2 separate regions of the Homo sapiens genome follow, and region 2 is linked to region 1. A link is a contact called in ENCODE Hi-C or POLR2A ChIA-PET data. All regions are on one chromosome and are shown on one strand. Each heading gives the region's core, a stretch centred on a gene start or an enhancer-like site at or near the end of the contact. The rest is flanking DNA. Distances are from core to core; before and after follow the strand shown. Region 1 overlaps LOC105378861 (a long non-coding RNA gene). Region 2 overlaps SLC44A3-AS1 (SLC44A3 antisense RNA 1).

Region 1 (3,906 bases), core at 742-3,241:
TGTCACTAGCCAAGGTCACTGGGGAGGAGGCTCTAGAGACTTGTCCAGATACAGCTTCTCTCTCTGTGGGTTAGACTTAGCCTGACTCCCCAGGAGCAGGGCAGCCTCACCTGAATGGTAGCTGAGCAGGGCACTGAGCAGGGAGGGACAAGAGCTTCCTCTGCCCAAGCCCAGGGCACCTGGAAAGCCAGCCTCCTCTCCTGGAGGAAAGGAGGAGATTGAGAGGGTGACCCGGGGTGGTGGACAACTGCATCCCTCATGTTCTCTGCCACTTCCACCTACACTGTTGCAGTGTCTGAGAAACTTATCAGAACAAGTTCTCCTGTCCATTAAATAGCATTTAATCCTCCGAGGAGCCTTAAGAATTGGGAATATGCTACATTTTACTCTGGAAAATATGTTTAGTTTTTTGGTACTCACTGAAAACCTGGTGCATGGGAGACTGAAAAAAATAAAATGATGTTTTATGCACATGAAAGCAGCAAGTTATGTCAGTTACTTCATCTGTTACCAAGGATTTGGGAATTTTAGAGGCTCACTGGGTAAAAGCAGACTTTATTTTCATTTCCTAGACTGAAACAATATAGGGTTGTGAGAAGTTTAACTGTAATTTTTTTGTCATTGTTTAAAGCTGCAACTTTGAACATTGTGCTGAAACTTAGATCTGAGAGATCAGCAGATCTATATAGTAGCATCTGATTTGTCAGGGATCATCAGGGGATGAGGCATTTCAGAGAAATAAAATATTCCAGTATTTAAATCATATCTCTTGAGGGTCTTAATGTTTGTGTTAATCATTTTTTGATGTAAGAGTTTCCCAAATCTCCAGCTAACCCACTGCCTTGTGAAACAAGAATGCAGTATCAGATCCCATTTGCCCTGCTGATTTAAGAGCATTTGTATGAAAGCCAGTTATCAGATCATTCTGATGCACTGCCCTCTGAGGCTACCAAAACTTGTTGGGTGTTTACCCCTGTCTTCAGCGGACCCATTTGTCATCATCCTATAATTCTGTTAGCCATAAGTACCCCCAGTATATTTTCCTGGGCAAGAATGTGGTATTTCTGTCTGGTGTTGGCATTAGAGGATCTCCATCCGAGTGACAGTTGGGTTTGTTTAGGCTTGCTTTGATTAGCCTTGCTTGCTTGTAATGTGAAGTCCAAAGATCAGAATTCAAGTTCCATTTCTTTCTCTTCTCCTTGTATGATCTTGGACAAGTTATCAGCCCCTCTATACCTGGGTTTGCCCGCTAACAAAAATGGTCATAATAATACCCAGCCCAGGGCTGAGAATGAAGCTGTATCATAAATACAATGTGTTATACAAATGGTAGTTCATTTCACTACAAAATACCTGCTCATGCCCAACTTCACCTTAGGCATATAATTGATCAGGAGTGAGTTGTTGAGAGCACTTCTGAGTTTTAAATAACATGGAGAGGGGCTGTTTATTGAAGGGATAACTGTGGCAGATGCAGCAGGAAGGCTCTAAGGGGAAAGCGTCTCCCCTAAATTTCCTATTATGCAACTTAGTGTCCAGAACACTGTGGTGGTTGAGAATCAGGGTTCAGCAGAATATGCAAATTGCCTTTCCTTTCATCAGGACACAAAGAAAGAAATGAGCCCCCAAAATATCTCTCAGAAGTGACATGGGTTTATCATTTCCATTATCCTTGACACTTTTCAGGGGTTAAATGTCTCTGGCTAGGCGCATGTTATTATTTGAGTATTACTAGCCCTTTAAGAGCCTCGACACTTCTGGAAAGCAGCCCGTGGAGCTGCTTCAGCACCGAGTGGGTCTGAGCTACAAGAGGGTGACCGCTAATCCTAATTCTAACCCCAACCTGAATTTATGAGGTCCTGCTGGTACGCAGAGGGAGGACTGGAGGGACCAGTCAGGTTGGCCAGCTGGCCCAGTGGTATAGGGAGCCGTTGGATTGGGGTTTGTCACATAAACTGGGACCCTGCCCAAAGCCGAGACGTCGTAAGATTCCCCTGTTTTGCACAACCCTGTGGTAGTAGCCACATCCTTATTGTGTAAACTCAGGTTTAACCACAGAACAACCAGCTTATGCCTTGTTAGATGAGGAGGAGCTTAACCCACTGAAGAGTACTTTCTTTTAATAAGGAGAGACAACTTCAAAAAAAATTGTTTTAGGGGCCCCCAAAATTTCAGATGAGGACACTATGAAGATTTTGAGTCTTGCAAGCTGTGTGATTAAAATGATCAAGTGATTAAAATGCTGTTTTAATGCTATTATAAAATGGTATTTTAGTTTGGACACATCCTTAGAAAGACTCCTTCCGCAGAAAAACTGACGCAGCAATTTGTAGAGGGAACTCACAGGTGTTCCATGAACTGAATCACTACATGGGGGATTTTTAAAAGCTGGATTGGGGGAGCAGTGGATGGTAGAATGAATCCTTTATCTTGAAGATATAGCAAAAGTAAATACAAATTATACAGCTTGTAAGATTAATGCTTTTGAATCATAAAAAATAAACACAAAATTCTTGTGGCTTAGTTGCATAAAGATAAGCAATTCAAAGTCCATATCTTTAATGATAGCCTTTTTTCTGTCGTAAGTAAAGACTGCATCAAGGAATTAATGCAAACACATTTCTGCCTACCATCCTTATATTTCTCCTTTCTTGCTAAAATTACCTACTTCACAGGATGTGAGAATTAAATGAGATATGTGTCACTTTGTTTAGCACCAAAGAAACACTAAATAAGTATTGTCAAGTTGAAATCTGAATAGTGCTTTTCTTCTTCTCCCTGTCTTCCTTCTCCTTTTCCCATCCTCACCTGCTTTCTTGGTGCTTACTGAGAACTGACTGTGTCCCCTGGACTGGGGCAGAGGTGGCCCTGCTCTCCAGGAGCTTTGCTTATTCACTTACTCAACCAGTATTTATTGAACTCCAACTTGTACCAGTCTGTCTTCCAGCCCTGAAGACTCAGTGTTGAGGATGAAAAAGTCCCTGTTTACATCCAAGGGTTAATACACCAATACATTAATCAATCCATAGTATAACCTTGAGTACTATTAAGCGCTACAAAGAAAGACAAAGAAGGCTAAAGGGATGGAGAATGGTGGAAGTGAGTTGGAGGCTATTTTACATGGATACATCAAGAAAGCCTCTCTGGAGAAAGTGGCATTTGGGCAGAGTCCTGAATGAGGTGAGGAGGTGGCCCATGAGAGGATCCAGGCAGAGGATGAGGCAGGGGCACAGGAAACAGCATGTGCAAAGGCCCTGAGGTGAGCACAAGCTTGGCATGGTCTCAGGAAAACAAAAAGATCAGAAGGGTATGGTCTCAGGAAAACAAAAATATAGTGAGCTGGGAGAAGGTTGTCACACAGGAGCCTGGAGGCATGGGGTGAGGAGAAGATCACATAGGGCCTCATGGGGCATGCTATGAAGTTTGTTCAGATTGTATTCCAGGATTGATGGGAAGCTATTGGAGAGTTTTGAGTCCTTATATTGTTTATGTGCTTTAAAAGGATCACTTTAGCCACTGGAGAATACAGAAGAGCAAGAGCAGAGGCCCCAACCAGGGGGCTAGTATAGGGACGGAGAGGCAGTATAACACAGTGGGGAAGCCTCCAGGGCCAGACTGCCAGGGTTTGAAGCATGTCTGCCATTGATGAGCAGCATGAGCATGGACAAGTTAAATAACTCACCTGCACTTCACTTCTCTCATCTATAAAATGGAGATGTAATAGGGTTACCACATTGTACAACTCCAGAATCTCCCCCTGGAGTCCGACGAGTGCAGCGTGCACAGTGCCACTCAGAGCTGTGCAATGCAGCGGTCTCCATCATGAGTCCTACCTTGTTGTGTTACCATGAAGATTAAGGCATAACACACATGTAAAGTGTGTAGAACAATGCCTGGTACCCAAGA
Region 2 (3,906 bases), core at 1,034-3,533, 170 kb after region 1:
GTGCTGGGGATACAACAGTGAACAAAAGTCACCCACAAAGTTCTGAAGTGGAAACACAAAGTGATCTGATACCATATTGGCCAGCATAATGAAGGGAGGGTCATCTTACTGTTTCTTCCACAATGGCCAGTGAGTTCCACAGGTGAATTTCCATTTTCACCCTAGAATACAGAAATGCAGACTCTTGGTTTCCTAGCTTAACAATGATAAATCTAGTCTTCACTTTGCATTCTATTTTTCAAATTTAGCTGTTGACACTCAAATTGATTAGAAGAAAATCATCAAGATAAGACACATTCTCTCTTCTTCCATGTGGCAAAAAAGGACCCTGGGGACACATTGAGTCTTAACTGAGCTTGACAGGCTTCCTTGGAAATTTTGAAGGGTTTGGGGAGAAGGGGAGGAGGGTAATGCCCCCATGCCAATGGAACCACCAGACCAGTGGATTTCCAGTCAAACCAGATGGCAAGAAAGGAGCTGCATTCTTCTGCTTCCCAGCTGCTCTTGGAGACTCTTCCAGGTAAGTTAATCTGGAATCTGTTTACCTCTCTAACATTTGCTTACTTCCGTAGCACACTGAGAATTCTGCTGCCAAATTGACTGTAGATTGGAGTTTGCACACTTCACTCTTTACTACCACTCATGTATTCACCCAGAGCACTTAAAGACTTCCCAAATTTAAAGGGATGTTTTCTAATTTTCAAGTACTTATTGTCCCTTATAAAGTGATCTTGTAAGGTTTTTTTCCCCCTTCTTGGTCTATGTTTAATGGTTTTTTGTGATTGAAGCAATGGGGAACAACTCTTCCTTACAGCGAAGAAAACAAACTCCAAGAGTAGTAAATCTTCATGAGACTTATTCCTTCTCCTTTTCCTTCTTAATAGGTTTATTTATCTGGATTAAAACTCACATTAAGCTTTTTTTGGAGGGTATTTGCAAAAGGCCTACACTAATAACAAGTGACTTTCCAATGGCATTATTAGATTATGAGCTTCCTTGGAACAGGGAGTATCTTTAGTTCTGCTGAAGAGTGCAGGATGAAAGTTAGACAAAAAATAATAATAATAATAACACATTTAACAGTTATGCAGATATTGCTCAAAAACTGGCTTTTACTAGCAGGGTGGCACATTTCTCTATTGACCTGATATCAGAAAAAGCAAAGCAGTCTTTTAAAGATTCAGACAAAATGTTTCTGGAATACATCTGTTGAAGAACATGGGAGAGGATAATTATATTAGTTGTATTAGGAAATAATAAATTCGACCTGCAAATATATAGAGTATTTAAAAATTCTTTCTTGATAACTTTTATTCCCATGGAGAGTAATTTTCCCAAATCCACTGAAATGAGTTCACATAACTCAATGTTTGTAAATAGCATCCCTCTGATCTCCTACAGAGCAAGTGGAACTGTATTCCAACCCCAGGGCCAGAAACTTGAGACCATGTGCCAGTCCATGGCACCAGAGTCCGGTCTGTCCCCATCTCTATGGCCACTGGTGCAAACATCAAGAGGAGAAGTGGAGGTGGATGGGCCTCCTCTTCTTTTTTTACCCTCCCATGGGGATGGGATGTAAAAGTGGGACCAGAAGAAGACAGAAATAAACAAGTGTTCTCCTGTTCCCTTTAGGAGTCTGAACATGGAAAATAGAGGCCCAGAACCTGCCAGAAGACAGCAGTTTCTGGCAGACATCCAGGAAAGCCCTCTTGTTGTGTCTTCAAAGGCAAAGTGTCACCTTTTCTGGTCTGCAGGGCTTATAGTCAATTTGACTCCATGCTTTGCCACTTTCTAGCTGTGCGACTTTGGAAAAGCAACTGAGCCTCACTCTTTTCCTTTATAAAATTCAGAATAATATAAATTTTACCACTTAAGGCCAAGGATTGAATGAATTAACATTTGTACAGCATAATAGAGGCACCATATATGTGGCACATAGTAAGCATGCCAGAAAGAGTAACTAGTATTGGGTTTTCCTTACATAAAATTACAAAGCCTATACTTTATTCCCCAGGTTGGAGAAGACGCTTTTCCATTTAAGCCCAAGAGATGCAGAGATTCAGCAGTTTATTGGCAATGTTTTGTACATGGCGTGATGGTCAGTAAGAGAATTCTAGCCTCTATTCAAAGTGTTAGACTCTGAAAACAAGTTTGGCTAGTTCTTTCTGTTCAAGAATGAATGACATCACTACCTCAGTCCTTGAAAACCAAATGAGAGAGTCATGGAGGGTGCTTAGCAGAGTTTCCCCACACATTTCTAGAGCATTTCCCGCAAGCTGACATTTCAACCCCAAGCAAATAAAAAGTTAGGCAACACTTTCCTTAAGTACCTTCTACAGAAAGAACACTGTGCTCTAGTTACAAAGCCATGAATGGTTGGGGAAACGGATGCAGTAAAGCATCCAAGGCTAGGCCGGGCACAGTGGCTCACGCCTGTAATTGCAGCACTTTGGGAGGCCAAGGTGGGTTAATCACCTGAGGTCAGGAGTATGAGAGCAGGCTGGCCAACAGGGCAAAACCCTGTCTCTACTAAAAATACAAAAGTTAGCCAGGCATGGTGGTGCACACCTGTAGGCCCAGCTATTTGGGAGGCTGAGGCAGGAGAATCACCTGAACCCTGGAGGCAGAGGTTGCAGTGAGCTGAGATCGCACCATTGCACTCCAGCCTGGGAGACAGAGCGAGACTCAAAAAAATAAAAAATAAATAATAAAAAAAGAACACCCAGGGCTAGATGTAAAGATGGAGCCAGTGTGGATTGAGCCCTGAGCTGGGCATCAGAAGAGCCTGGATCCTTGGCTCATCCCCTCCCCTTAATAGCTGCATGATCTCAAGTATGGCAATCGATGTCCCTAGGCCTGTGTGCTCAAGTGTACAACGCAGGAAGTGAATCTGAAGGTTTTTTCTAATTTGTGGTCTCAGTTAAGAAGAAAAAAAGGAAACATGAAAATATGTGAGATAAAATAACAGAGCAATACTCACTGCATCATAAATCCGGAGGTGGCTAGGCTGGACCAAAGGGGACATCAGGTAGAAAGTTAAAGTGTCTGTTTTTCCCAATTAAGTTTGTTTAAATGATTTAAATCCTTGAACTACACACTTTCCTAAGCTGATAGGAAGGAACTAGTACTGAGTACATTCGCTCACTGGGGCATAAATCTGAGCTGCTGGTGAAGGTTGGAAACTCTGGCATGTGAACCTATCAGAAGCCTTCGTAAGGAAATAGCCACTGATGAGTTCGTTGTGACAGAGGGCTGCAAAACCCTGAGACAGCCTGAGTTAGGAAAGAGGCTTCACCTCCCAGGAGAAAGCAAAATGATCTCATGGAAACCCAGGACTTACTGATAATCACCTGTAAATGAAGCTCTGCCTACGCGTCACTTTGCAAGGAGAATCAATGTCAACATAAGCAGACCCGCCTTGAGGGAAAACAAGGCAGGCTGCTGTACTGAGGAACAGGCTGAACTGGGGTGTGCCTCTCCCATGCCTGCTGCCCAGCAGTCCACCCTAAAGATAAACCAGCCCCAACTGGCTAAGACCTTATTCCTCCACAGCAAATGTGCACCCAACTAAACCTCTATGGTGGTTTCAGACACCAGTATCTGTAGGAGGCCGGCAAGCTGCTCATTTCAGCCCCTTTCAATTCAAGATTCTGGGTGCCCCCAAAGTTCAGCCTATTTACCTCTCCCAGATCATGGGTACCCACCCCTGTTCCCACCTCTGTTGGCAGGGCCTCAGCAGGAGGTCTTTCCATTTCCAAAAAATGGAAAGACCCTGAAGTGAATCATAAGTCACAGTGCTCTCTTGGGATCCCTGTTACAGGAAGTAGCGGGAAACAAGATGCCTTCTCATCCCCATACTGGTGTCAGCTGTCAGGAATGTGGTTTCTCAGAAACATACTGGGTGAC

What was found. Hi-C counts contacts between places; a loop is a spot of excess contacts on that map. ChIA-PET counts read pairs that join two places held with the same protein, here RNA polymerase II (POLR2A).
Region 2: a map of CD14-positive monocyte shows a loop between it and region 1 (2.4-fold over the local background). The contact joins two enhancer-like sites. A Hi-C loop is called at or near these places in 2 of 168 maps with a recorded cell type or tissue (CD14-positive monocyte and posterior cingulate gyrus). POLR2A ChIA-PET finds 5 or more read pairs at or near these places in 1 of 52 experiments (PC-9).

What each region holds. Positions count from the first base shown.
Region 1 is chr1:94,600,605-94,604,510 of GRCh38, forward strand. All of the region lies in intron 1 of LOC105378861 (a long non-coding RNA gene), which reads left to right. Among named protein-coding and RNA genes, the nearest start is that of MIR12133, 59 kb to the left of the region's middle. Within about 2 kb of position 1,992, at least 6 of the 41 ENCODE cell types and tissues checked have a DNase peak (open chromatin) inside an H3K27ac peak, as active enhancers do; they include PC-9, where a contact is called at or near this core.
Region 2 is chr1:94,770,153-94,774,058 of GRCh38, forward strand. The region is part of intron 1 of SLC44A3-AS1 (SLC44A3 antisense RNA 1); the gene reads right to left. Among named protein-coding and RNA genes, the nearest start is that of MIR378G, 26 kb to the left of the region's middle. Within about 2 kb of position 2,284, at least 6 of the 41 ENCODE cell types and tissues checked have a DNase peak (open chromatin) inside an H3K27ac peak, as active enhancers do; they include PC-9, where a contact is called at or near this core.